Linked DNA regions of Homo sapiens: region 1 is linked to region 2. Evidence: chromatin loops called from intact Hi-C (ENCODE). Cell type or tissue: PC-3. All regions are shown on one strand. Links, peaks and the distances in the headings refer to the core of each region. The heading gives the core; the rest is flanking DNA.

Region 1 (2,915 bases), core at 103-2,602, 160 kb before region 2:
CAGCTGCTGGCCCAGGTGCTAAGCCCCTCACTGCCCAGGCCGGCGGGGCCGGCCAGTAGCTGCGACGGGCGGGGCCCGCCGAGCCCACGCCTATCTGGAACTCGCGCTGGCCCGCAAGCGCCGCGCGCAGCCCGGCTTCCCAGCCGCGCCTCTCCCTCCACGCTTCTCCCTCCACACCTCTCCGCAAACCGAGGGAGCCGGCTTCGGTCTTGGCCAGCCCAGAAAAGGGCTCCCACAGTGCAGCGGCGGGCTGAAGGGGCTCCTGAAGCGCCGCGAGAGCGGGCGCCAAGGCCGAGGAGGCGGCGCCTAGAGAGAGCGAGGGCTGCGAGGCTGCCAGCACGCTGCCACCTCTCAGAATGAGCATACAAGCAGCACCAAGAGCGGCAGAGAAAGCAATAGTACAATTTCTCAATAAATCTAAAAGCTAATTCTTTGAAAAAAAATATATATATATATACACATACAGGCTGGGCACGGTGGCTCACGCCTGTAATCCCAGCCCTTTGGGAGGCGGGAGGCGGGCGGATCACGAGGTCAGGAGATCGAGACCATCCTGGCTAACCCGGTGAAACCCCGTCTCTACTAAAAATACAAAAAATTAGCCCGGCGTAGTGGCGGGCGCCTGTAGTCCCAGCTAGTCTGGAGGCTGAGGCAGGCGAATGGCGTGAATTCACCCCGGAGGCGGAGCTTGCAGTGAGCTGAGATCGCGCCACTGCACTCTAGTCTGGGCGACAGAGCCAGACTAAGTCTAAAAAAAAAAACAAAAAAAAAACACAAATATATATATATACACACATACACATATATATACACACATATATATAGCGTGTGAAAGTCTAGTAATGTTAATTAAGAAAAAAATTATAACTATAGACATTAAGAATGAGAAATTGTATTGAAAATACTGAAACAGCGGGCGCGGTGGCTCATGCCTGTAATCCCAGCACTTTGAGAGGCCGAGGCGGGCGGATCACGAGGTCAGGAGATGGAGACCACGTTGAAACCCCGTCTCTAATAAAAATACAGAAAATTAGCCCGACGCGGTGGCGGGCGCCTGTAGTCCCAGCTACTCCGGAGGCTGAGGCAGGAGAATGGCGTGAACCCGGGAGGCGGAGCTTGCAGTGAGCTGAGATCGCACCACTGCACTCCAGCCTGGGTGACAGAGTGAGACTCCGTCTCAAAAAAAAAAAGAAAGAAAAAGAAAATACTGAAACAATTTTTTCAAAATAAAATGAAGTTGACGTTCAAGTTCATTCCAACAAATTTGAAAACCCAGAGAAAATAGGTTATTTCCTAGGAAAATGATAAATTGCCAAAATTGACTTAAAGACAAAAACCTAAAGACATTTATAACCACTAAAAAAATTAAAAAATCAAAATACTTGTCAAAAACAATTAACTTTTTATTTTTTCAGTTATTTTTAAATTATAATTTTATAGTTTTATTATTTGAGTTTTGAGACAACGCCTATATAATATTTGTATTTTGGAATTTGAGACATTAATTTTGAACTATTGCATGATGAATTTTTAAATATGTTCCATAAGATATTGGAAAAATGGGCTGGGTGTGGTGGCACACGCCTGTAATCCCAGCACTGGGAGGCCCAGGTGGGTGGATCACCTGACATCAGGAGTTCGAGAGCAGCCTGGCCAACATGGTGAAGCCCCATGTCTACTAAAAATACAAAAAATTAGGCAGGTGTAGTGGCAGATGCCTGTAATCCATGCTAATTGGGAGGCTGAGGCAGGAGAATCGCTTGAACCCAGCCTGGACAATAGAGCAAGACCCTGTCTCAACAAAGAGAAAAAAAAGATATTGGAAAAATGGTTTATATAATACTTGGAACTTTCTAGCTAATCTTTAAAAACCAGAATATTCCTTGTTTGTCTACCTATCATCTATTTATAATTATAAAAGTAATCCAAGCTTATTATAACAAATTTAAACCACAAAAAAAGACAATTGTGTTTGCACCTCAAAGGATTACCACTCACTGTTAAGTCAGTACATATCTTTCCACATTCTTCACTGCTTTTTCAAACATAAAAAATAAACTTTGAATGTTTTAATTCTTTAATGTTTGCTTTATTATAATTAATTTATTTTTCCTATATTCCTTGATTATGTTTCATTTCCTTTCCCTAAGTTTTTGGCTGGAATGCTTATCATTCTATAATCCTTTGTCACTAAGTTATTATTGTAATACCCACCTCTCTTCTTTGAATCAAAAATTATTTAAAAGAGTAAACTTTTTCAATGCCTGCATAACTTTGGTTAATTTTTTCTTCTGTTAGCTCTATTGTCTTGCACTCAGAGACTGGCCCATGTAATATTTACTTTTCAGACTCCAAGATTTTCACTTTATCAAATACAGGATTAAGTCCATAAGACAATGGAAAAACAACTATATTCTGTTTTTAGAGTTCCAATAATCTTTCAAATCAATCTTAATTATATAATTCTGATTTCTTGTATTGTAGTCCATTTTTTTCTGCCTAGTCAGTCTGTCAAAGACAGAAATATATATGATAACACACTACTTATATATTTTTAAAAATCCATCTTTTTGCATTTTTAATGGTTAATATACTTAATATATTAACAACTAATATATTTTCATGAAAAACAATTCAACACTGGCAGGTAGCATTCTAAGATGGTCTCTAAAATTCCTGGTGGCTAGTATACATTCCACGTAATAATCCCCTCTTCTTGAGTGTGAGAGAAATCTGGGAATGTGGGTGGCTATGAGTCCCATGATTAAGTTATGTTATATGGAAAAGTTGAAGGGATTTTGCAGATATAACTAAGGTTCTGAATCAATCAATTTTAAGTTGATCAAATGATAGATTATCCTGAGTGGGCCTGACCAAATCAAGTGAGACCTTTAAAAGAGAGTTGGAAGGTCAGA
Region 2 (2,915 bases), core at 202-2,701:
GATAAATATTTTATGTTTCTGCTGGGGACCAGGCAATACATTTATTTCTCTTATGTGTTTTGTAGTCCGTCAGTTTTGAGCTTAAACACAGTGATGACGTGCCACTGCCATTTTTCAAAAGCAAGGTTATACTTATCAAAACTTGTATAGCTCTGTAATTCTGTCTGAATGTCAGATGGTCATCAGCTATGGAGGGCGGAGTTTACTGTCTATTTTGGAAAGTCATCTCTCCTGAAACTGGCAGCAGTTACTCTTGCAAAATATGGGGCAGTGTTCTCTGCACAGCTGAAATCAGCATCTAATCCTAAGGGGATTCAAAATTAGAAATTTCTCATCTATTCTTTTCCTCTTCACGTCAGAGCTTGTGCTTCCATCGCAATTGAAGGAAAAAAAAAGGAAAGAGAAATGTAATTGAATCCTTTACGTAATCCTCTTGCAAGGGAGCTGGGTATCCTGTAGGTGGGTGAAGGCCATTTGAGAAATGATGAAAGCCCCTCAAATCTTTTAATAGTTGCCCATCTGTTCACAGTTATCTATGTTCCCTGTTACTCAACTTGCCAAATGTTACCACCATAGACCTAGCCTGCGATAGAAAAAAAAAATGTTTGCTTTGTTAGCAAGCCTCTATTCCCAACAGAATGGCACCAGCCACCTCCAGCAGCTCACAGATGAAGCTGTCTTGAGAAGGCCTGTTACATTTCACACTTAGGACTGCCGTCTCTGACTGTGGCTTAATCAGACTCCCTGACAAGACCCAAACTCGCACTATCTCATAGTGCTCCGTATGTTGAAAGACAACAGGAGTCAGCCCACAAACTGCAGGGCTGGACAGATTGGTGTGGAATGCAGTCGAAAAGCGACTCAGATGTCACTCCATGTAAAATCACCACAAGCAAGACTGAAATCCTGCCACAGCCCCTAAGGCGGTCAAAATACAGCTCATGCAAGGAAGTTGGAGAGATGTCTCTGGGTTTAAAACTTTCAGAACAGTTTCTAAGATAAACTGAAGAATAAATAAAAGAAAGACTATACCAGGAGACATGTTAGCATTCCCAAGGAGACTGATGGGGCCCAAGATGATCGGATGATCATGCCGCCTTCTCTCCAAACTCTCTCTGTCTCTCTCCCTGTCTGTCTCCCGATATACCCTCAGCCACTAGCCTGGCTCTCAAGAATGAGGAAAGAGCAGAGCTGCAGATTCTCCAAATTCTTCCCAGGCAGTCCCATCCGCCTTAGCATTCCAAAGTGGATTTAGCCAAGTTTTGACAAGGAGGTGGCAGCCAGGAATTAAGAATTAGGTTGAGGAAACTCATAGGGTAGTCAAAGCAAATACAGACAGCAAGGTCAGGGTAAGGAATGAGTCAGAGCCAGGGGGATAGACCAAGGAATTTGCTTCAGGAGGCCAGCAGAATAGGGGGATACAGCAAGATGGCAGGAAAGAAGATATTCTAAGAACCCAGTGAAGAACAAAGAGAAGCCAGATTCACAGCTGGAGAATGAAGAGACTGGGTTAGATGACACAGCTCAAACTTGTCCCCCCAGATCTTCTCTAGTCATCCTATTTAAGTAGAAGCCGATGGCAAGGAAAGGTCAAAGGATATACACAAACACCTGACCAGAGTGTGAGTGTGTGTGGGGAAAAAAGAGGAAGGAACATAACATCGCACAACTTTCTCCTTTTCACAATTTGTTTTAGGAGCCGGGGCCAGTGGCTCATGCCTGTAATCCTAGCACTTTGGGAGGCAGAGGCGGGTGGATCGCTGGATCCCAAGAGTTCTAGACCAGCCTGGGCAACACAGCGAAACCCATCTCTACATAAAATGGAAAAATTAGCTGGGTGTGGTGGCACACGCCTACAATCCCAGCTATTTGGAGGACTGAGGCAGGAGGATCTCTTGAGCCTGGGAGGTCGAGGCTGCAGTGAGCCGTGTTCACCCCACTGCACTCCAGCCTGAGTGAAAAAATGAGACCCTGTCTCAGAAAAAAAAAAAAAAAAATCAGTTTTAAAAAACTGTACTTGAGATTAATGTTAATTCCTTGTTTTGAATTAATTTTTTTGTATTCTCTTTTGAGTTTCATTATAATGAGAAGTGCACCCATCCTCCTTTTGGGTCATTTTTTTTTTTCTTATCTGAATTTTCCCCTCACTTTTCAAGGTTGTTTGTTTTTTGTTTTGAGACAGAGTCTCACTGTTTCTCAGGCTGGAGTGCAGTGGCACAATCACAGCTCACTGCAGCCTCCACCTCCTGGTCTCAAGGGAGCCTCCCACCAAAGATCCTCCCTAGTAACTAGGATTACAGTGCATGCCACTACATCTGGTTAATTTTTTAAATTCATTTTTTGCAGGGACAGTGTCTCTGTATGTTGTCCAAGCTGGTCTTGAACTCTTGGGCTCAAGCAATTCTCCCATTTCAGTTTCCCAAAATAAAGGGATTATAGGCATGAGCCATGGCATCCAGGCTAATTTTTATTTTTATCAAAGCTAGACATGCACATAATTTAAAGAATCAATAGTTCTACCCTCTTCCATTCTGTGTCATAAGTGCTAACCATTTTCAATAATTTTAACTGTTTCTTTGATAATCACACCCTCCCTTCCCCCTTATGTCTAAATAACATGACTCTATCTCTGTGTATTATTTGGTTTTCTTCAGTTTGGGGCATTATCTACTGAGTTGCCACCAAAAATACACGGGTTTACTTTTTGCTTGCCCAGTCCTCACTACCACCTGCATGCGTATTGCCTTTTGTCTTGTCCTCCCAATAGTGTTATATCACAGTTTTTCTGTGATCGATATCCAGTGTTAACACAGTTATGACTATTTGCATCTGAGCCAGGAGGTATACTATACACAGGGTTGCCATTAAGTATAAAGGTAGAGAAAGTCTGGAACATGGTCATAATGAACGTTCGC

What was found. A loop is a pair of places that touch in the nucleus more often than their neighbours do. Peaks named below come from ENCODE experiments on the same cell type or tissue, not always from the same donor. Only the 100,000 strongest peaks of a DNase experiment are listed, where the experiment ranks them.
Region 1: it touches region 2 in a loop (26-fold over the local background); 3 of 110 quality-filtered maps call a loop at or near these places.

What each region holds. Positions count from the first base shown.
Region 1 is chr6:17,577,987-17,580,901 of GRCh38, reverse strand. No RefSeq gene overlaps it. Among named protein-coding and RNA genes, the nearest start is that of FAM8A1, 21 kb to the left of the region's middle. In PC-3, for the core only: no CTCF peak of the experiment used is centred there; no DNase peak of the experiment used is centred there; H3K4me3 peaks cover 1,304 bases.
Region 2 is chr6:17,416,357-17,419,271 of GRCh38, reverse strand. The region is part of intron 1 of CAP2 (cyclase associated actin cytoskeleton regulatory protein 2); the gene reads right to left. Among named protein-coding and RNA genes, the nearest start is that of CAP2, 24 kb to the right of the region's middle. RefSeq lists a silencer at 1,160-1,454. In PC-3, for the core only: no CTCF peak of the experiment used is centred there; DNase peaks (open chromatin) are centred at 841 and 1,291; H3K4me3 peaks cover 1,415 bases; H3K27ac peaks cover 2,379 bases.